Regions from separate parts of the Homo sapiens genome. Here region 1 is linked to region 2. The links are chromatin contacts, found by Hi-C or POLR2A ChIA-PET in ENCODE. All regions are on one chromosome and are shown on one strand. The core of a region is the stretch at or near the end of the contact, and the rest is flanking DNA. Distances in the headings are between cores, read along the strand shown. Region 1 has its middle 110 kb from the start of JAZF1. Region 2 overlaps JAZF1-AS1 (JAZF1 antisense RNA 1).

Region 1 (6,987 bases), core at 1,283-3,782, 85 kb after region 2:
AATTCCCAATGTTGGGGTGGGGACCTGGTGGAAGGTGATTAGATCATGGGGGCAGATTTCCCCTTCCTCTTCCTGTGATAGTGAGTGAGTTCTCATGAGATCTGTTTGTTTAAAGGTGTGTAGCACATCCCCCTTCACTCTCTCTTCCTCCTGCTCCAGCCATGTAAGACTTGCCAGCTTCCCCTTTGCCTTCTGCCATGACTGTAAGATTTCTGGGGCCTCCCCAGCCATGCTTCCTATACAGCTTGTGTAACCATGAGCCCATTAAACCAATTTTCTTTATAAATTACCCAGTCTTAAGTAGTTCTTTACAGCAATGTAAGAATAGATTAATACAAGCCCCCACAACAAAGAACTATCCACCGCACAATGTAATAGAGTAGAGGTTGAGAAACCCTGGATTATATATGTTTTGATCATGGCTCTTTATTTCCAAGTATAAGAGGGAAGATGGAAAATAAGTGTTGTAATTCAAATTATCAAATAGTGCTTAAGGTGAGAAGAAAACCTATGATCATGAGCTCCAGCTTCCCTCCCCCAGCCTCATTTCTTCTTTCCATGTGGCTGTTGACTCCAGATACCAGTTTGCTCTAAAAATGCCCTCTGCAGTAAGGCCCCAGAACTTCTCCTATTGCCAATTACAGCAGACAACACTGGAAAATATGAAGCAGCACTTCTCATTAATAGTGTTTCTTTGCTTCCTTTTTTTTTGTTTGTTTTTAGAGACAGGGTCTTGCTCTGTTGCCCAGGCTGGAGTGCAGTGGTGCAGTCATGGCTCACTGCAGCCTCAAACTCCTGGGCTCAAGTGATCCTCCCACCTCAGCCTCCCAAGTAGCTACGACTAAAGGTGTGTGCCACCATGCCTGACTAATTTTTATTGTTTTTTTTTTTTTTTTTTTTTTGTAGAGACAAGTTTGCCCTATGTTGCCCAGGCTGGGATAGTGTTTTTTAAATGAGGTTTTTCCTCTGTCAATCTGCTTCTGCTACCCCATCCCCCTGGCTTTCCACATCAATAATGACTCTACTCACCTATTGCTTTTTGGGAAGGAATTTTTCATTAACTAAGAAATAGCTGATTTGCTCCTTGACTTAGTGCTGGGAGGTCTCATGCTTTCATGAACTGGAGCTATTTCTTGACCCAAATCAGGCCAGACTGAGTTTGCATTACAAACGTGCCACATTCAGCAAATAGTTGACATTGCAGACTGTGATTTGCCTTTGAAGGCCAATGCTGACTCCCCGAGGAATCAAAGCTTTCACCCCAGTGGGGGCCAGGCAGCTGGTGACTTCTGCATACTCCTCCTCTCCCATTTGTTCAGGAATGAGACACACTTGGGGGCTTAGACTACGGTTCTCTGAATTGTTTTCATTCAGAGGGTGAGGTGGGGGAAAAATATGTGGTGGCAGAAAATAAATGATGAGTCCTTTTTTGCGCATGTCAAGTATGAGATACCTATTAGCCATGAAGTAGAGAAAGTGGGTGAGAGGAAATGAGAGGTCAGGGACAGAGAGAAAATCTGATTGACATTGAACTGCCTGTGGGATAGAAGGAAAACTAGTAGATTGTAGGGTTAAGGACAAAGAGGGGAAAGTATTTTAAGAAGGAGGAGCTGTGTCTAATGCTGAAGAGAAGTTTTAGTAAAGTGAGAACAGAGAAAGAAAGTTAGATTCCCAAACTCAGAAAATTAAATGAGAAAGGAACAGGCAGCTAGGACACCCACTTGGCGATGGTAAGAGTTTGTGCCTTGGCTGCAGTATATTGATTAATAACAGTCTGCTGAAATGGTCTGTAAAGGTAATTTTGAACACCCTCTACCACTGTCCCCTGCCTTCACTTCCCTCATCTCACCCCAAATTGCAAGGCCCTGAGCTTTTCATCATTACAAGAGTGTTTAATGCCCTCACCTAACTAATCAAGAGGATTCCCCCAAGTGAAACAGAAAGGGAGACGTGACAGAACCATGGCCCTGAGTGATTTGTGCTCATGGTCCCTTGAGTTGCCTCCTTTCCACACCATGCCCTCACTACATTGGTTATGGGCAGGGCTGTTAGACATGGCGGAGTGGCAGAGCATTGGTATGAAGCCACTTTACCTCTTTGAGCCTTGGTTTATGTTAAGGGAGAGTTTGGGACTAGAGGATCTTTAAGGCCCCTTCAGGCTCCAATATTGCATAGATCTGAAGTGGTTCCATTTCATTTACCAGCAGTGAAAAGCAGCGTGCATTCAGCTGTTCCGTCAATTTAGTCAAAGCAACACATTTCCCCTTCTTGAATTTACCTTCAACAGAGGGGGAAATGTAGGCGGCATTATTCCCAGCATGTAGAAGCTCTGTCTGAGATTCTTAGTATTGCAGGGTACATTTACTTTTGCTAATGATCCCTGAAGCTGACTGGTTTCAATCGTGTGATTCGAGCAAAGCACAGACACTCTGATTTGCAATAACGATGCCGTGAAATCAATATCGAAAAACCTTGGGCTATATGAAACTGCTGCTACTCAGTGAATCATACTAGGCAATATTTCCTGAAAGATAATGGGTTTCAAAACCAAACATAAATCTTCAGTGACAGGTTGGCTATTTGTCATGTTTTCTGGTGGTGGAATTACAGCAGCTTCAATAAAATCCATTTGGTGGTTGGGTTTTAGATTAATATCTGATACAATCATGGTCTTAGGGCCACAAGAAGTAAAGCTTAGAGGGAGGGAAGCAAGTTTGCAATTATTGTAGGGTTCTAGTACCCCTTGTGCCAAATGTTGGCACAGAAATTGCTCAAAAATTACAAAAAAGCAATACAATGTGGGACTTTGAATACTAAGCACTGTAAAGTGATACTATATTCTTGAAATAGTAAACATGTCTTCCATATGTGGCTAAGTGTGCCCAAGACTGCCAACTGTAATGCAAAGCAAATTGATTTGCAACTGTTTTGTTCTCAACACTTTAACTCCTGGCTTTCCATTTGACTCCTTGACACAAAATAATTAACTCTACATTTTTCTTGACTTAGCAGAAATATTTTCCCCATGACAAGGAAAATGAAATTGATTTTCTGATTAAATGACTTCAGTTAGTCCTTCTGAGTTAATATTGCTTCCCTGTGACCGATGAGTCAGCAACATTTATTGAACCCCCACTGGGCAAAAAGTATTTACAAGGTGTTACATGAATCTATAAGAACAATAACTTTCTGGCCTTCCTAACCCATCCATGTTTGGAATTAAGCAGCTATTTCTGTCTAGATGCCAGGTTGACACCTAATTCTCTCAATATTGTGGAGAAAGGGAAGGTTGTCTTGACAACAGTGTGGAAAAAATCAACTTGAAAAATTTATTTAACCCAAAACTGTAGTCTTAGCAATTGAATGTGGATGCCAGTTCTCTTGGTAATTTAGGCCAGTATCAGGATGGATACCTCTTTTTAAAACAATGAATAAAATGATAGGTAACATAGTCACAGGTTACAAAAACTAGGAAAGTACAAAGGATACACAGTAAAAATCCTCCATCCCATCCCAGTCCCTCAGGTGCCATTCCAGTCCCCATAGGTGTCCACGGTCCCCAGTTTTCTTTTATGTCCTTCCAGAGATATGAAATGCATAAACAAGCAAAAACATAAAGAATATTTGTTTTTTATTTTATTTTAATATGAATAGTGACATACTATATACATGTGCTTTCCAAATAATAATATTTATTGGAGATTCTTTTATAGCAGCACAAAGAGAAATGTTCCTGTTCTTTTTAATGATCCCCTAGTATTCCATTGCATAGATGTACCATGATTTATTTAACTTGTTCTCTATGGTTGGATTTGTTTCCTGCCTTGATTTTTACAAGCAAAGTGCAATGGATAACTTTGCATAAATGTCACCTTTCTTATACACTAGCATAGCGACAGGGGAATAAATTACTAGAATTGAGATCACTGAGTCAAAAGGTATGCAACATGTATTTAGCGGATAAATGGAAAGATGAATGCATGGATGAATGGAGGCTGACTTGATGTAGATGATTTAGTGTCATTTTAATTTACATCTCTCTTATCAAAAGTATACTTGAGGCCGGGTGCCGTGTTCATGCCTGTAATCCCAGCATGTTGGGAAGCCAAGGTAGGCAGGTCACTTGAGGTCAGGAGTTCGAGATCAGCCTGGCCAAAATAGTGAAACCCCATTTCTACTAAAAATACAAAAATTAGTTGGGCGCGATGGCATGCACTGTAATCCCAGCTACTTGGGAGGCTGAGGCAGGAGAATTGCTTGAACCCGGGAGGTGGAGGTTGCAGTGAGCCGAGATCACGCCACTGCACTCCAGCCTAGGCAACAGAGTGAGACTCCATTTCAAGAAAAAAAGTATACTTGAACATTGTGTCATGTTTCATGTCTTCATGGGTGGCAGTTTCCCTAAAAATTACAAATGGAACTATCATATGATCCAGCAATTCCAATTCTGGATATATTCATACATTTTCAATTTTGATAAACACTGACAGGTTGCCCTCCACAGGGGCTGTATTAATTTATTTTTCCACCAACAAGGTATGAGAATGCCTATTTCTTCATATCCACCCTAACATAGCATGTAATAACATAGCATGTTAAAGGTATGTCAGCCATGGTTGGGTGCAGTGGCTCATGCCTAAAATCCCAGCATTTTGGGAGGCTGAGGTGGGTGGATCACCTGAGGTTAGGAGTTCGAGACCAACCTGACCAACAAGATGAAACCCCGTCTGTACTAAAAATACAAAAATTAGCCAGGTGTGGTGGCAGGCACCTGTAGTCGCGGCTACTTGGGAGGCTGAGATGGAAGAATTGCTTGAACCTGGGAGGTGGAGGTTGGAATGAGCCGAGATTGTGCCACTGCACTCCAGCCTGGGCAACAGAGCGAGACTCTGTCTCAAAAAAAAAAAAAAAAAAAGTATGACAGCCTTTTTTGACTTTTGCTAATCTGAAAGTGGAAAATTGTATCTTAATGCTTTCGCAGTGTTGGGAGAAGGCAGATCAGGGGCTGGATCTAGATAGAATCCAGGTCTACTGTCTTCTAGTCCAGAACTCTTCCCTCCAGAGTCTCATACAGAAGTCACAAACAACACACAGTAGGCATGCAACGTATGTTTACTGGATAAATAAAGAGGTGGATGCATGGATGGAGGATGATTTGATGTAGATGGAATGGTTAGTGTCATTTTAACTTATATCTCTCAAGTATACTTGAACATTGTGTCATGTTTCATGTCTTCGTGTATGGCAGTTCCCCTAAAAATTAAAAGTAGAATTACCCTATGATCCAGCCATTCCAATTCTGGGTACATACCCAAAATATTTAAGGCTTATAAAGACTTGAACAACTATTTGTGCACCCATGTTCATAGCACCATTATTTCAATAGCCAAAAGGTGAAGGCAACCCAAGTATTGATCAACGAATGAATGAATAAACAAAATGTATATCCACACAAGGGAATATTATTTCGTCTTAAAAAATGGGAAGTCTGACACATACTATAACATGGATGAGCCTTGAAGACATGCTAAGTGAAATAAACCAGTCACAAAAAGAAAATATTGTATGATTTCACTTTCCAGAAGTACCTGGAGTAATCAAATTCATAGAGATGTAGAGACAGGCTGCGGAATGGGAGGATTGGAAGTTAATGTTAATGGGTATGGAGTTTCTGTTTGGGAAGATGAATGATTTTTGTGATTGTTGTGTGGGTTCCACAACACTGTCAGTGTGCTTAATGCCACTGAACTGTACACCTAAAATGGTTAAAGTGGTAAGTTTTGTATTATATATATTTTATAACAACAAAAAGTGGGGATATTGAGTTCTAACAAATATCTTTTCAGCATCTATAAAAAGGATCATGAATTTTCTCTTTTGCTGCAACTATATGATGAATTAAATCAACAGATCACCTAATATTGAGTCTTTCTTGGCATTTCACAAAATAACCTCAACCAGGTTATGGTTTAATTATTTTAAAATGCTGTTGGGTTCTTTTTACTAATACTATATTCAGGATTTTAAAAAATTGAAGCCCATAAATGAGATTGTTTTGTTTTTCTTTTGTTTTCTCTTCCTTCTTTCCTTCCTTCTTCCCTTCTCTCTTTCTCACCCTCCCTTCTTCTCTCCCTTTTTTCTCTCCTTCCTTCCTTTTGTGCTATGTCTTCTATTTTTCTCCTGAGTCTCTCCTTAATAGCTACAGTATTTTTCTCTGACTCAGCTACACCATTGCCAGAATATTCCAGCTATATTTCTACTTAGTCACAAAATTCTGAATGTTTTATCCTGTTGATAAATTATTTCTATTTTGAATAAAAAATACATCCTAAGGAGAGACTGTGAGCTTTTCAAATGATGTTGCTATTTGAGAAATTAGATGACAGTGTTTTGAATCATATTAACATATTTCACGAGCATTTGTTGGTCACCTTCTATGGGCCAGTGACTAAATTAGATGTGGGGAATAAAAATATGGCTGAGATAAGACTTTTGTTTGGTGGAGACAGAGGAGTAAACAAGCAATTGCTGTGCTGTAAGATAAGGGCTATGAAAGAAGCATGTTCAAGGTGCACAGTAGGGGGCGCCTGGGGGCCTCAGGGAAGACTTCCTAGCTGAATCCTCCACCTCAAATCTTGTTTCTTATAGTATATGCTTCTTCACCTAAACTCAGAATTGGCACGTAGCCTCATGTCTGGTAAAATCTCCCTCTTCTACTTATCCAAGGGTTGTCCCAAGATCCAAAATACTTCTGGTGACTGTTTGTACCTTCTTTGGATTCATAGACTTCTCTGGAGATAAGCCTCCAGAAAGTGGCCTGCCCAAGGACACACAGACAGTAAGTGGTAGAGTCAATGAAGGACTGATTTACTGTCAAAAAACAAATGTGCTAGGTTCCCATTGTGTGCTGAGAACAGGCTCTGGGGATGACAATGGAGAAACTGGAGCGGAGCCCTTCTGAGAAGGACTTCAAGATCCTCAGGAAAT
Region 2 (6,168 bases), core at 1,464-3,963:
AGATTTATAAGGGAATTGGAGCTGAGATATGAGCAGCGGGGACAACAGAGATAAGAAATGGGAGAAGAGGGTGCAACATTTGAAGAATAAAAATTATGTGGGGAACATAATACAGCAAAAGGCAGTACAGTGAAATTGTTAAGTTGTTGCTCTCTGAAGCCAGACTACCTGACTTTCAATCCCAGCTCTACTACATACTAGCTCTGTAATCTTGGGCAAGTTATTTAATTGCCCTTGGCCTCAGTTTTCTCATCCATGACAGGGAGTTAGAGTTATTATGACTGGTTAAATGAGTCTACATGAATAGACTACTTGCAACACTGTCTAGCACACGGTAATTGTTTCATATGTATTGTTTGATATCATTATTAGTATTACTCAGGTTCTATTCAACCAGGTTTGTTTTTTCATAAATTTGAAGTCATTTGGACTCTAAGAGGATGGGACATCAGCCAAGCTGGTAGCAGCCAGGATGGCCCATTGTCCCCTTTAGCCTGGGACTGAGAGGTTTCCCTGGAGATGAGATTTTCATTGCTAAAACTGGGGAAAGTTTTGGGGAAACTGGGATGAGTTGGTCACCCTAGTGGCTGTCACCTCTAACTCCTGAAGGCTTAATTTAATTGTAGGCTTATTCCTAGCTCAGGAGAGGTCAATTCCTTGGAGGCCCAGAAGAGGCGACAGTGAAGCATTCAGGTTGTGATGTGTCTGAGCCCCATGAGGCAAGGAGTGTGCAATTTAAGGCAGTAAGGCATACATGATTTGATTTATGGCAACGTTCTAAGAACAGAGGAAAGGATCCGTCACTACCCACCTTCATAAGTGCACCAAGTTGCTCAAACACTTTATGTTTTTGAGAGTTTTCAGAGGAGGGGAAAAAGGGGAAATAATTGCTTTAATTAAATTTTATAGATAATTCAGATGACCTAAATATTATTGGACCATGTGAATGCATACACCAAAAAAGCCTTCCTCCACTCCTGTCATCTAGCCAGCCAGCTCTCTACACACAGAAACATCCTTCCAAGAGTTCTTTAGCCACATGCAAGAAAATACCAATATATATTCTTATTTTTACCTTGTTTCTGGCATTAGAGACCTTAAAGGTGGCTGCAAGCATTCTGATCACTACAGAGGCTATGCTTTAAGAAACATGCAGCCCAGAGTCAAGATCTAAAAGACTATTCCCCTTCTGAGTCCACTGACAAATTGAGGATTGGGACCTACAGAATTAAAGACAAGCCCCTAAGAGGCAGTGACTACATCAAGGCCCAGCTACCTGGCTGGCTACCTTCATAGAGGTCTCCTTTATCTCTTTACTCTCTTGCCTCCATAGAAGAACTGCAGTTTTTTACATATTCATTGTCAAGATTCACAACCACTTTTACATAGAATTGTTGGTGGTCATTTCATTTTTATTTCCTTTGTCATATTGCCCATTCAGGATGCTTGACACCTCTCTCCCCCTACGCCTACAAGTTAACCTCATGATCCCCTTTATCTCAGTTTCTAACTGGTGGTTTTTGTTTTGTCGACTAATTCTACCTTTAGGTACTTGAAACTCCTACCCCAAAAGTTATGTGGGATGGGGGAAAGATGCTGTAGGTGTGGGCTGGTTCACTCCAACATTTTGTCCAACCTCTGCCTTTGCCCTCGCGTGCCATTGCCCCACCCCTCTCTGCTTGCCATTCTTACGTCCTCTCTCTTTTTCTGTGTTTACTTCCTTCTCATATCTCAAACCTTCCACCTGAGTTCACTTACATTCTGACTGCTGTACCTTTAGAATTTCTTTGAATAAGGGACATCTAGTATTAAGTTGTGTTTTTCCTTTACAAATGTCTTTATTGCCTTCATTACTGAAAGTTATTGTCACTGAGAAATATATACAACTCTGCATTGGTAGCTATTATCTTTCAGAATAATGAAAATATCATTTCTGTTAAATGTATTTTAGACCTTATCACTTTACAGTCCAGGCATCTTAAGCTGTCTTCCATTTTTTCCCATCTTTTTTTTCGCCTCTTAGTGTATTCTGGATACATTTTTTTTTTCAGAGAGCGTCTCTGTTGCCCATTCTAGAGTGCATTGGCATGATCACGGCTCACTGCAACCTCGATCTCCCTGGCTTCAGTAATCCTCCCACTTCAGCCTCCCAAATAGCTGGACTATAGGCATGTGCCACCACACTAAGCTAATTTTTTTTTTTTTTAGTAGAGACTAGGTCTTGCTATGTTGCCTAGGCTGGTCTTGAACCCCTGAGCTCAAGTGATTCTCCCGCCTTGGCTTCCCAAAATGCTGTGATTACACTGAACCCATGGATACATTTTTCTGTATCTAATGCTACTGTTAAGCCCATCTATTGAGTTTTTAATTTGAGTTATTGTTTTCATTCCTAGACATTCTAGACATTTCTAAACATTTAGTTCTTTTTCAACTATGCTAGATCACCTTTTATATTTTCTATATCTGCAGAAATTTTTTCAAGCTTGTGTCTAATAATTCCAATACTTCAATTATTTGTGGGTCTGTTTCTACTTTCTATTGTTCCTGTTCTTGCTCATGATGCCTCATTTCCTGTGGTTGGTTATTTTTGGCTGTGTGCTTCTCATCACCTTAGAAAAGTTGTATGTGGGGGTTCTTTGAGGTCAAGGATAAAGGTGCCTCCTCTGTAGAGAATTTGTTTTTGTAGTTGCCGCATAAAAACTGTACTATTTAGCCTGGGATCACTTTAAATTCATGGCTTGAGGTTCTTGTGGACCACCCAGATGATGTAAATTTTAGGTAAAAATTTTTGTTAGAGCTAATTTGTAGTTAAAAAAAAAAAAAAATCTCAGGATGGGGATTTCCCTCTTGTTCAGCTCAGCATAAAGGCAACTTCCTTTGCATTCCCCTGGAGATGGTGTTGGTGTTGGTTATATTTCTGGTCTTGGGGTACCTTGAGTGCTTTGATTTATTTCCCTTCACCCCAACAAGTAGAATTTTGAAGTTGCTGGGACTGACAAATGATCTCAGGATAAAGATGGCTGCTGTGATCACTTATCTCTCTGGGTTCTCACTTTTGTTCAGATATCTTTTGTTATTTGTTGGATCTCCCTTGTCTTAAGGGCTAATTTAAAAATATTTTAGCCAGCATTTTAAATTGCTTTCAGTGGGAGGGTTGGTATGAATAACCTAGCTTGCCATTACCAAAAATAGCAGTACAATTTTTTAACAGCTGCATAATTTTCTATTGTATGCATATACCAGTGTTATTTAACCACTCTCCTATGATGGATATTTATGTTGTTTTTATGTTTTGTATTATAAATAATAGTGCAGCGAAAATTCTTCATCCACCATGTATGCATCACATATATATTACACACACACACACACACAGACACACACACACGCACACACAGGCACACACACATCTTTCTGTATGGTAAGTGTTGAGAAGTAGATTTCAGGATCAGATTTTATTATACATTTTTCTTTTGTTTTTTACTTTTGAGAGCTATTAACAAGCTACACTCCAACATACTAGCAATGTAGGAGAGCTTCACCACAGCCTCGAATTTGGGGGAAGGCAGATAGTTCTTAAAGCTATGTTCTCAAATGCATGCCATCTTGGCTTGTCTAGAAATTGTGGCCACGAGATTGTGATCAAGGTGGGGACCTTCCTGGGTAGGACCACAGCTGCTTTCAAAACCTACCATAAGATGAGTATTAATTGAGGGCTCAATCATATCCTCAAGCCCCATAGTATCTGGACTTAAAAAAAATATAGTAAGCCCATTAAGGTTATTGACCAAGTTGGAATTTAATACCAATGCTGGTCTTTCAAAGATACAGTGCAGAGAGACCTGAATGGCCTCTGAATTAGTGGGCTAGGGAACTACTTCTCCAAGAATGAAGTTGTCCACATAGCTCTGAAAGTTTTCTAGAAATTTTAGTCATGGAATAAGCTTTGTCTATTTTTAAAATGTGTGGATATTATTATTGATAAAGGCTCTAATCCAGGCAAAAGGAATAATTCTTAATCAATACCTACTGTAGGAGCTAAATTATATCACCCCCAGATTCTTTTTCTTTCTTTCTTTTTTTTTTTCTTTTGAGACAGAATTTTGCTCTTGTCCTCCAGGCTGGAATGCAGTGGCGAGATCTCAGCTCACTGCAACTTCCACCTCCCAGGTTCAAGCAATTCTCCTGTCTCAGCCTCCTGAGTAGCTGGAATTATAGGCACCCACCACCACACCTGGCTAATTTTTATATTTTTAGTAGAGACGGGGTTTCGCCATGTTGGCCAGGCTGGTCTTGATCTCCTGACCTCAGGTGATCTGCCTGCCTCAGGCTACCAAAGTGTTGGGTTTACAGGCATGAGCCTAATCCCCAATATCTCAGAAAGTGACTGTGTTCAGAGATAGTCTTTAAAGAGGTAATTCAGGTTAAATGAGGTTTCTGGAATGGGGCCTAATCCAATGTGACTGCTGTCCTTCTAAGAGAAGATTAGGACATAGATACACACAGAGGGAAGACCATGTGAAGACACAGGGAGAAGACAGCCGTCTGCAAACCAAGGGGAGAGGCTCCACAATAAATCGACCCTACTGCTAACATGATCTTGGACTTCCAGCCTCCAGATAAATTTCTGTTGTTTAACCCCCCCAGTCTGGGGTATTTGTTATGGCACCCCTGGCAAACAAAGAAAGTTAAGCATGGCTGAGGAATTGTTCATCCTATCTGATGTTAAACTGCCTAAAACTCTGAGTTAAAGAAAATATGGTGAGTGGAAACTTATTTCATAACTTACTTGCCTGCCTCTTCTCTACTTATTTTAATACAGTTCTTAAGGAGTCCATAGAGTGATTTATAGGTTGGTGCAAAAAGAATTACAGTTTTTGCCATTGAAAGCAAAACCAAAAACCACAATTACTTTTGCACCAACCGAATAATTTTGAGATGAATGAAAAAAATTTTTTTGAGACTTTCAGAACTGTGATATTTCATTATCCTTGCATTTTATGAAAGTAGTATGATATTAAATGACATGATGGACACATGACAACTAGAACTTTTTGAGTATGATTTTAAGATAGACAGGGCAGGACTTAATACTTCTCTGGGCACTGTGCTCCCTCATCATGGAAAGCAGAGTCCAGGTTGACCCTTGGTCCCTAGCACAGGTACACATTCAATACAAACCCCACACTGTACGACTGGCCATTTGAGTGGGATGGATTACACATGCTTCTTTTGAGGGAGGTGATCTGGGACCTGAATCCTTTCTCTAAAGGATTACTTAGAGACCAGCTCCTACACCTGTTAAGCTAAGATTTTGAACTTCTCACTGTGTCTCTTTCAGTAGATGAGGGTGGAATTTGGCCCAGAAGGCAGTGTCAGGAAGTGCATGCTGGGATGGTCCACAGAATACCTGTTTACCAGTGAGTTGAAGGGCTGCCCCTTTGGGCACAATTTGCAAACTGTTGACATATGTTTATGAATATAGAAAAATAAAATCTTTGCTTAATAAACTTATCTTTTATTTTACAGACTGCTTTTAAGAAAATATTTTGCCTTTTTTTGAAGACAATTTTTAAAAATCTTCATTTCATATTCTTCTGGCCAAAGGAATTTACTTTTGTTAAGCATGGGGAAAAAGCTCAGTGCTTGGGGGTCTTTCTCTTTCTATATTTTGAATTTAATGGCTTTCTGAGTCATATTCTGTTGGCATGTACTATAGATATCCATTCAAATTACTGAAGACCTGGGTGAAAATAATTTCTTGGTACACATGCCTAATTGTCATACCCATATTTCCCTAGAGCATATCACTGTTCTGAAACCATTAAGTGATTGTGCAAACTTAAATATAAAAGACAAACTTGAATAATAACAATCTTAAAAAAATTAAGATATTTATATTAGTTTTCATGCTGCTAATAAAGATATACTCAAGACTGGGTAATTTATAAAGAAAAGAGGTTTAACTGACTCACAGTTCTGCAGAGCTGGGGAGGCTTCAGGAAACTTACAACCATGGCAGAAGGGGAGGCAAACACATCCTTCTTCACATGGCAGCAGCAAAGAGAAGTGCAGAGTGAAGGCGGGGGAAAGCCCCTTATAAAACCATCACATCTCATGAGAACTCACTATCATGAGAATAGCATGGGGGAAATGCCCTCATGATTC

The links. Hi-C counts contacts between places; a loop is a spot of excess contacts on that map. ChIA-PET counts read pairs that join two places held with the same protein, here RNA polymerase II (POLR2A). Pooled maps may share reads with other maps.
Region 1: a pooled map shows a loop between it and region 2 (11-fold over the local background). The contact joins two enhancer-like sites. A Hi-C loop is called at or near these places in 10 of 50 pooled maps. POLR2A ChIA-PET finds 5 or more read pairs at or near these places in 2 of 52 experiments (activated CD4-positive, alpha-beta memory T cell and activated T-cell).

The regions. Positions count from the first base shown.
Region 1 is chr7:28,290,521-28,297,507 of GRCh38, forward strand. No RefSeq gene overlaps it. Among named protein-coding and RNA genes, the nearest start is that of JAZF1, 110 kb to the left of the region's middle. RefSeq lists enhancers at 286-1,253, 1,254-2,221, 2,222-3,187 and a silencer at 1,050-1,344. Within about 2 kb of position 2,533, at least 2 of the 41 ENCODE cell types and tissues checked have a DNase peak (open chromatin) inside an H3K27ac peak, as active enhancers do.
Region 2 is chr7:28,205,083-28,211,250 of GRCh38, forward strand. All of the region lies in intron 2 of JAZF1-AS1 (JAZF1 antisense RNA 1), which reads left to right. Among named protein-coding and RNA genes, the nearest start is that of JAZF1, 27 kb to the left of the region's middle. RefSeq lists an enhancer at 2,769-2,848. Within about 2 kb of position 2,714, at least 5 of the 41 ENCODE cell types and tissues checked have a DNase peak (open chromatin) inside an H3K27ac peak, as active enhancers do.